Linked DNA regions of Homo sapiens: region 2 is linked to region 1. Evidence: read pairs that join two places in POLR2A ChIA-PET (ENCODE). Cell type or tissue: GM12878. All regions are shown on one strand.

The links. ChIA-PET counts read pairs that join two places held together with the same protein. Peaks named below come from ENCODE experiments on the same cell type or tissue, not always from the same donor. Only the 100,000 strongest peaks of a DNase experiment are listed, where the experiment ranks them.
Region 2: POLR2A ChIA-PET joins it to region 1 with 5 read pairs; 1 of 35 experiments calls an interaction of 5 or more read pairs at or near these places.

Annotation. Positions count from the first base shown.
Region 1 is chr6:52,300,436-52,305,435 of GRCh38, forward strand. It overlaps LOC124901329 (a long non-coding RNA gene), which reads right to left. Exons shown (of 2, transcript XR_007059609.1): 2 at 229-2,031. Among named protein-coding and RNA genes, the nearest start is that of MCM3, 18 kb to the left of the region's middle. RefSeq lists an enhancer at 496-790 and a silencer at 3,756-4,050. In GM12878, no CTCF peak of the experiment used is centred here; no DNase peak of the experiment used is centred here; H3K4me3 peaks cover 733 bases; H3K27ac peaks cover 1,955 bases.
Region 2 is chr6:53,424,829-53,429,828 of GRCh38, forward strand. No RefSeq gene overlaps it. Among named protein-coding and RNA genes, the nearest start is that of GCLC-AS1, 4.2 kb to the right of the region's middle. In GM12878, no CTCF peak of the experiment used is centred here; DNase peaks (open chromatin) are centred at 2,043 and 2,323.

The DNA.
Region 1 (5,000 bases):
GAAGAGGAATCCTCCAAACTTACCGACCCACAGCCTCCAAACTGCCCCAATAGGAAGGCTATGCAGCAGGAAGGAGTTGTGAACTGTGAACTTTCACATAGCACAAAGGACTTGCCCAAACACTATGCTAAGAGACTTGACCAGACTTCAGCCTGGCTTCTGCCTACACTAGACTGTGTCCCTGTCTTAGTCTGTTTGTGCTGATATGACAAAATGTCTGAAACCAGGTCATTTATAAAAGAACAGAAATTTATTTCCACATAGTTCTGGGGGCTGAGAAGTCCAAGATCAAGGCATTAGCAGGTTCAGTGTCTGGTGAGGGCCTCTGTCTTTGCTTCCAAGATGGTGCCTAGAATGCTGTATCCTCACGTGGCAGAAGAGCAGAACAGCGAAAGGGGGCTAGTTACCTCCAGCCACTAATAAGGTCACTAATCACATTTTATAAGGTCACTGATCACATTTATGAGAGCTCCACCATCATGACTTAATCACCCCCTGAAGGCCCCACTTGTTAGTGCTATCACATTGGTGATTAAGTTGCAACATGTGACTTTGGGGAGACATTCAGACCACAGCAGTCCCTAAAGGTGGCCCCAGCCCCTGTGCGAAGTCTTTGCTCAGAAAAACACAATGCTGCTAAGCTGCAAAATGTACTGTGTCCCAACCCACTTTGCCAAACAGTTTTCAGTAATTTTCCACTCACTCCTTCTGTAATTTTCCATTTTTCCCAGACTTTCTTTGTCCTCTCTTTTTTTTTACTTCCCCATACCCCCTTTTAATTACCTCTATGATCTCCCTTTAAATGTCCCATTTACCATTGTCTTAGTTGGAGGTGAGCTCAGTTTATACTAAAGTCTCTCTTCAATACTGCAGTGGTTCGAATAAAATATCTTTCTTTAAAAAGTGACTGATGCTCTTCTCTTCAACAAGACCAATCTGGAATTTCCACCAATGGCCTCAGCCCTCATGCTCCCAGGCCAAGAAATAGTGGGACCATCCCAGGCACAACAGTGGGATCTATATGGGGTCTGCTGAGCCCCAGCAGAGATATGACACAGGCTCACTATCATGGAGAAGCCAGCCATCAACAGGCCCCTGAAGATAGTTGACCACAACACTGCCCTCCTGACCTAATCACCTCCCCAAAAGCCCCACCTCTTAATATAATCGCCTTGGGAGTTAGGTTTCAACACATGAATTTTGAGAGGACCCACACATTCAGATCATAGCACCATTAAACAACAACTTTGCCCCCTGCCCCTAGCCCCTGGTAATCACCATTCTACTTTCTATACATACATACGAATTTGATTACTTTAGATACCTCATATTATTGGAATCATGCAGTATTTTTCCTTTTGCAATTGGTTTCACTTAGCATAATGTCCTCAAGTTTCATCCATGTTATAGCATGTGACAGGATTTCCTTCATAATAGACAGGCCACATAATATTCCATCGTATGTATACACCACATCTTGTTTATCCAGTCATCCATCAGTGAACATTTGGGTTGTTTCCACCTCTTGGCTATTGTGAATAATGCCGCTGTGAACATTCTGTATCTCTTGACATTCTGTTTTCAGTTCTTTTGGATATATACCCAGAAGTGGATTGCTGATCATTCTATTTTTAATTTTTTGAGTACCCACCATACTGTTTTCCGAAGATGATGGGCATTTTTATTATTGGTGAATACCCTGGACTTAATATAATGCCTAGGCATAAAGGAGACCTTCAAATGCTTTTTGAATACATAAATAATAACAGAAGAGACTAAGGGTAATAAAAACACAGACTTAGGCCTCTCCACCGTGACCTTTTTTAGCTAAGGCTTAGCCATAATCATTAAAAGCCCTGATCCAGAGGCCTATCTATTCCACGCTTCAAAGCTGAGACAGAATGAAACATAAGAGCCAAGTGCAGTGGCACATGCCCGTAAATTCCAGCACTTCAGGAGGTTGAGACAGGAGGAACACTTGAGGCCCGGAGTTTGAGACCAGCATGGGCAACATAGCGCAATGCCCCGTCTCTACAAAAAAAAAAAAACATTTAATTAGCCATGGGTAGTGGCACATGCCTGTGATCCCAGCTACAGCTACTTGGGAGGCTGAGGCAGGAGAATCACTTGAGCCCAGGAATTCAAGTTTACAGTGAGCTATGATCGCACCACTGCACTCTAGCCTGGGCAACAGACAAAGACCTTGTCTTAAAAAAAAAAAAAAGAAACACAATTCATTTAAGGATCTTTTAATTAAAATCCTACATTTATTTTCCTTTTGTTCACTTTGTTATCTATCCATTTCCTTTATTAAATTTTTAAATTTCTTCTAACAGAAAAAGTATTGATGCCAGTTCCAATAGTTACTTTCCTGCCCTTTGGGGCAGGACAGTTCGATATGTGTACCTCCAGAAGCCCCAGCACACATTAGGAAGCCATCTTTGGTCCAGAACTTCTCTATCTGTGCTATCTTTCAGCACCTCCTCAAAGTCAGGCTGGTTTTCCAGGCGATAGCACAGATGGCATCCACAACCTCATAGAAGGCATGCTCAGCAATAGATCTGTCTACCCCAAGGAACTTAGCAGCAAGACACAGAGGCACCAGGGAGGCCAGCAATGCAACCCAGTAGCTACTTTCTGAGACACAGACAGAGGCAATTTTATGTGGATGGTTTTCCTTTGAAGATGTGTGGCCAGCTTTTCAAAGATAAAGTAAAATGTCTCCTTAGACATCAGGAAGGTTTGCCTCCAACTGTCGGGGATGTCTGCCCACTCAGAGGTCCTGCTGAAGATGGGACAATGTGGAGAGAGCTCTGGTCCTGTGGGCTCTAAGAGATCAAGCATCTGGCTCTATGAACAGAGAACAGATGACCTGCTTTGGTTCTCCAATATTGATTCAGTTTGACCTGCATGGTCTGGGCCAGGGAAGCCACCTGCTCAGCCTCTTCACTCTCAGCCACAAGCACAGCAGCAATGGCTCTCCTTTGCAGGACAGCTTGTGCAAGATGTTGCAGTCCCCCCTGAGCTTGATGCTGAAAGCATGCTTTGAGGGTGGTGGAGGCCTTTGAGTTGAGTTGGGTACAGTGATGTGTGAGTGTGTGTGACTTTCCTAATAAAAGTCAATGAAATTTTCCCCCAGGTAACCGTGGAAGCTCAGGGTTGAGTTAGTTGATGAATATCAGGCCTTCCATTATGAAGTGAATGCAGGTATGAATGAAATTATATCTGTGTAACCACACATCAGTATCTTCCCTCCATGTTCTTACAGAATCAGTCAGCAATACAAGAGCCAAAGTAAAACAGCTCAGAGAAAATAAGACTCATTCTTAGTGTGGATATCATTCTTTTCCTCACACAGACTTCCTCTCCTTAATGACCCCTTCCTTCTAAAGGACTTTTCATTTTTCCTGGCCTTCTTGTAGCAGGACGAGCCACAGACAGAGCTCCTCAGACACGGAATTAAAGAAGGAAGGAATTTATTCGGCTGGGAGCATTGGCAAGACTCCTGTCTCAAGAGCCAAGCTCCCCAAGTGAGCAATTCCTGTCCCTTTTAAGGGCTCACAACTCTAAAGGGGTCCACATGAGAGGGTTCTGATGGATTGAGCAAGCAGCGGGTATGTGACTGGGGGCTGCATGCACCAGTAATCAGAACGAGACAGAACAGGACAGGGATTTTTACAATGCTCTTCCATACAATGTCTGGAATCTATAGATAACATAACCAGTTAGGTCAGGGGTTGATCTTTAACTACCAGGCCCAGGACGCGGCGCCGGGCTGTCTGCCTGTGGATTTCATTTCTGCCTTTTAGTTTTTACTTCTTCTTTTGTTGGAGGCAGAAATTGGGCATAAGACAATATGAGGGGTGGTCTCCTCCCTTATTCTGACTCTCTTCACCAAGCAAACACATTGGCAAAATTCTACAGAAGTCTCTCCCACACACTAAAATCAAGGAGTGCCCTGAAAAACCAAAATAAGGGCCGGGCACAGTGGCTCATGCCTGTAATCCCAGCACTTTGGGAGGCCGAGGCGGGCGCATCACCTGAGGTCAGAAGTTGGAGACTAGCCTGACCAACATGAAGAAACCCTGTCTCTACTAAAAATACAAAAATAAAAATAAAAAAAAAATTAGCCGGACGTGGCGGTGCATGCCCATAATCCCAGCTACTAGGGAGGGCTGAGGCAGGAGAATCCCTTGAACCCGGGAGGCAGAGGTTGCAGTGAGCCAAGATTGCATCATTGCACTCCAGCCTGGGCAACAGAGTGAGACTCCGTCTCAAAAATAAAAATTAAAAAAAAAAAAATTGGCAAAATTCTACAGGAAGTCCCTCCCACACACTAAATTCAAAGAGTGCCCTGACAAACCAAACTGCTTCACCAGTTTTACTTGCCCTGATCATCTAACGTCCCCCACAAGCAGGCACATGAAGATGGTTAGTTTTTTGTTTTGTTTTTGTTTTGTTTTAAGACAAAAAGCCAAGACCTTTTTCAATCTCGGGTTTCTGCCTTTTAGTTAAAAAATTCACTCTATATTTCAATCTATTATGAGGAAGGACCTGCTTGACAGGAGTGAAAAAAAAATCAATTATTCCTTAAAGTTTTCAGAAAGAAAAACCACATGGAAGAATAGACTTTAACATTAGCATTGGATATTTCTAGATCTCAGCGCTCTCACATTGCCAAGTCACTTGGAATGTCTAATCAGCTGCCTAATGGAGGAACTGAGACTGCAAAGCATTCTTGACACACCACTGCAGTGCTTTCTCTTTCATACTGCAGTGCTTTCCTGCTGTTTCTTACTTAATGAAAATCTACTTCCATAATATCATGATGTGTTTTTTGAGCTGCTCTTTCTCTAAGAGCTGGTGTCCATCCTAGGTGGGGCTAGGAGTCAGAAGATGCATGCATATTCTAGCTCCAAAGGGTGTGTGACCTTAGGAAAGTTACCCTCCCTTTCTCTGTCCCAAGTGTTCTCCTTATAAAACAAGCATGTTGGACTCAC
Region 2 (5,000 bases), 1.1 Mb after region 1:
ACTCTAGGGCCGTTAATGACCTAATCAGAGGAAGAAGGTATAACCAGGGTATATTAGTTTTCTATTGCTGTGTAACAAATACCACAACCTTAGCAGCTCAAAATAACACAAATTTATTATCTCACAGTTTTTGTGTTGGGAGTCTGGTTTTAACTGGGTCCTCTACTCAAGGTCTCATAAGGCTTAAATTAAGATGTTGTATAGCTGTGCCATCATCAGGAGGTTCAACTAGGGAAAGAGCCACTTCCAAACTCACTTAAATTGTTGGCAGAATACATTTCCTTGTTGTTGTCAGCTGTAGTCTGGGGACACTCCCAACTGCTAGAGGCTGCCCTCAGGTCCTAGCCACACGGTCCCTCCATTTCAGCAACACGCCTTTGTCAAATTTTGCTCATACTTTAAATCTCTGTTTTTCCTTCTGTGACCAGCCAAAGAAAACTCACTGCTCTTAAGTGGCTAATATGATTAAGATAGGTACACATACATAGTCTTCCTTTCTTAAAGTTAACTGCGCCCATAAAGATCAATGGAATAGAATAGACAGCTCAGAAACAAACCCTCACATATGCAGCCAAATGATCTTCAACAGGGGTGCCAAGATCACTCAGTGGGAGAAAGGACAGTCTCTTCAACAAATGGTTCAAAGAAGTTGAACTCCTGACCTCAGGTGATCCGCCCGCCTCATCCTCCCAAAGAGCTGGGATGAGAGGTGTGAGCCGCCGTGCCAGGCCCAGCCCCACATTATTTACATTCAAATTTCCCACGGACATTGTTTAATCATTAAGATCTGGGACAAAGTTAAAAATGCTAGCAACAGCGATTTCAAGTCCTTACCTCTCCCAATTTCCTATGTGTGTTCAAATGATTAACTCTTTAAGATATATTTTGGCCTGGCGCAGTGGCTCATGCCTGTAATTCCAGCACTTTGGGAGGCCAAGGAGGGCGGATCATGAGGTCAAGAGATAGAGACCATCCTGGCCAACAGAGTGAAACTCCGTCTCTACTAAAAATACAAAAAATTAGCCGGCGTGGTGGTGGGCGCCTGTAGTCCCAGCTACTCAGGAGGCTGAGGCAGGAGAATCACTTGAACCCAGGAGGCGAAGGTTGCAGTGAGCCAAGATTGCGCCACTGCACTCCAGCCTGGTGACAGAAACCCACATAAAAGGAAGGAGGCTGGAATTAAATTTTAAATTAAATTAAATTTTCTTTTACTATAAAAATGTTAATGTGCAGAAAAGTAGAGAAAGTCATGTACTGAACCACCAAGTATACATTACCCAGTAGTTCCAGCATTTATTGAGTGCCTGTGCAAATCATTGTACAAAATATTTGTGAAACACTGTTTTCACTTTATTCTCTCAACAACCTTTTAAAATAAATGTCATCTTACTTAACGATAAGATAAATATTATACCTTATGTATGCAGAACATTGAGACTCAAGTTGGGTAAAAAATTGCTCGAGGTTACGCAACTCATAATTTGTAGAGCTAGAATTTAATTTTATTTATTTGTTTTCTCTCTTTTTTTCTATCCCATTATTACTCATTTTCCTCCCTAGTCCATTATGCTATTATTGCCCAATTACATCTTTATATGTTATAAATCCATCAATAGTTTTATAAGTATTACTTTATGCAGTTGTCTTAAATCAGAAAAATTACAAGCAAACACACATTTATGCTTTTATAAGTCACCTGTGTAGTTACCCTTATTGCTGCTTTTTATTTCTTTGTGAGGATTCGAGTTACTGTTTAGCATCCTTTCATCTCACTTGTAGGGCAGTTCTGCCAGCACAGAGCTAGGATTAGAACCAAGGTCTTCTAACTCCAAGTTAAAGGCTATTTCTACCACATCTCAGGGGCATGAGAGCCTGTGAGTTCCAGGACTATCTTTCCATGAGGAGCTCAATTTCATCATTCTGGATATTGGTCCCGCCAGAATTTCTCATCACTCTTATGAATCCTTTTCACCCTTCATTGCCACAGAAGTTTTAATGAGCAAGCGAGTCGTACTGTTTTCTTGGTTTCTTTTCCGGTATCATATGACTACAGGTGAATGAGATATGGTTAGCAGCAAGCCAGATGTTAAGAAGCAGTGATCTCATTGTTCAATTCCCACCTATAACTAACCTGCACATTGTGCACATGTACCCTAAAACTTAAAGTACAATTAAAAAAAAAAAAGAAGCAGTGAGGCAGGGGAGAGGTGGGAATTGAAACCCACAGTTATGATGTGAGTTCAGGTAGCCAAAGACAAATGGATAATCTAATTATGAATCTAGTTGTGAGAAAAGCAGTATTTGCTAAACTCAGTAGTGAGATTAGGAACTGAGTCATCAGATCAGAGAGAAGGCAGACCAAAGTGAGCCAAATATAAGCAAGTAAAAATCTCTGAGCATTATAATTCAAAGAGATCTGTGTGTTGGATGACTAGGGCTAGTTCCAGAAATGGCGCATAAAAATTAGTTGCCTTTTGTTCAATGCTTGCAGCTGTAGGTGGAAGTGTCAGGGCTACGTGTTCACCTGGTAGAAAGTTCTAAACTGGGCATGATCTAGGAAGGGGAAGGAAGCCTCTAGGATCCTTCCTCTGAGCCATATCCTTCCCAATGTATTAAATCATTATTTATTTAATTTTGAATAATATATGCAGGGCTTCTCAAGAAGAATGGACATCTTGAAGTTCCAGCTATAATTTTAAAAAGAAGAAAACTCCCTATAATTTAAGTGTTTAATCCTATTAGTATATTTCAATTACAGCATGTATGAACTCATTTGGAGAGGACATAAAAAATCTAAGTTTATGGTCTTTATGAGTATGAGACCCATGGTTAATGGGCCTTCTGGTAAAATTCCCTCTCCTCAGCCATACCCTGCAATAGCTCAGATGTCAGGGACCTATTCAAAACGTATTGGTTTTATAAAACTGATACATGCTTATCACAAAAAGGGCTACGGAAGAGTATATAGAAGAAAGTTAAAAAACAAAACCAACAAGCAAAACCCCCACTATCAACTACCCAGAAATAATTGTCATAACATTTGGCAACATCATCCTAGTTCCTAGTGATCTCTCTATGTATGTACCCATATTCACACATAGACATAATTCTACAAAAATGGGACCTACTGTAAATGCTTTTTTTAAAAAACAAAAAGCATTAAATTTGTCTTTACTTGAACTAAACTGGAGAAAAGCTAGTGAAATTGGTAGAATTGCTCAATCTCAGATTAATAAGTTTCTTCACATCAAGCAATTTTATTTTCCTAGAAGATAACTCTAAAATTTCAAAAGATTTTTTTACTTAAAAAAAAAAAACCCAATCACCAAAATGCTTCAATTCAAGCAGTATCTATGGATCTGCCTGCACTGAAGGTAAGCAACATGGCACCATCTTTCTAACCTACCCCTACAACACCATATTTCTGTTAAGTGTATTATTATTTTTTCATTATCAAGATTCATAAATTTACTCTGTCCTGTAGCCATAATTCTCAGCTTTGCTTTTTCTTTAAGCCATTGAATGTGTTTAATGACCAACCTTCCACTTCCGGGTTTTTAATTTTTCACTTAACAATTGGCTTGCTGGGTTTTGTTGTTGGATGGCTTTTTCAAAAATAATTCATGAGCACTAAATTTCATGAATTGCTGCTTATTTTAAAGTTTGTTTCCTGCCTTTATGTTTCAAGCACAATTAGATGGACACAAAGTTACCCTTTCCTTTCCTCAGAACTTTGTAAGCAGAGCTCCATTGTCTTCTGGCATTGAATGCTGCTGCTGAGGTTTTGGAGGTCAGGCTCATCTGCACCTCCCTCACAGCCCTTACACTTAGAGGAGCTTTTCTTTTTCTACATGGATGTCCTTAAAGCTTTTAGTTTATTTCAAGATATGTGTAAGCATTAAATATTCTTTATCAGATTTTCCTGGGAAATTTTTTCTAGTGCTTTGTGTTCTCTTTTTGTTATTAAATCTTTAAGTACATTTTCTTTCACTATTTGCTTTTTAAAATTTAAGAATACCCATTATTTTTATATTAGATCGCCTTTGTCTAGATTCCATATTAGTAGTCATCTGTCTAGTAATTTTCATCTTTTTTCCATTTCATATTTTAATGTTTGCTCAAGGCTGTCTTTTATCAACTCAATGGTTTTTTGTCATACATATTTTACTTTTGATTACTTCTGTGGTCTTTAGCTATGAAAAGACTGATGAGCCTCCTGGACTGGCCTCTCAATACGGTGGATATTATCACCATGGGTTCATAGTTTTTGGCTTTGCTCATTTTTTTTCTTCCTTAGATCAGCCTCCTTGCTCCATTTCTTGAATGAGTCAACTCATCTCTTACCTCTTCAACAGTGGCAGAAAATTTGGATAGATGTTTGTAATCCATTACTGATTTCTTGGAAACTTAAGGAATGGGAGAAGTTGCAAGATAGTAGATGAACTGGGGAAGAGAATTCCAAGAAGGAACAGCATGTGACGGATACCTGGAGTAGAAAAAAAATAGTGGAGCTTTTGAGGCAATGAGAAAAGGATTATGTGGGTCAGGAAGCACAAGCTTGAAAGACAGCAGTGCTAGGTAAAGTGAGGGAGGCCAGATAATATAAAAGGCATTTTAGACTATGAAGTTTGGATTACATCCTTAGAGTACTGGGCTGGGGCAAGGTAGAGGAAGTGGTGGTTACTAAAGAACTTTAAACAAAAAAGGACAAACATTAATGTTTTTTAAAAAAATGATAGCTATGGTTGTAGGGTAGAATGAAGAATAGAAAGTAGAAGATCAGTCAAGAAACCCTTAACACCTACTCACAGATGGTGGTTGGTTAGCAAAGGTGTTAAAAACAGGAGGAAGAAACATAGAACTTTTTTAAATGTAGGAAACTGGATGTATTAAATATATGTTTGCATCCATACCAGTTTGACTTATAATAGAGAAAACATGAAAGGAATTCAAATGTTTATCAATAGGTGAATTTAAACAAATTATGATATTTCCATGCA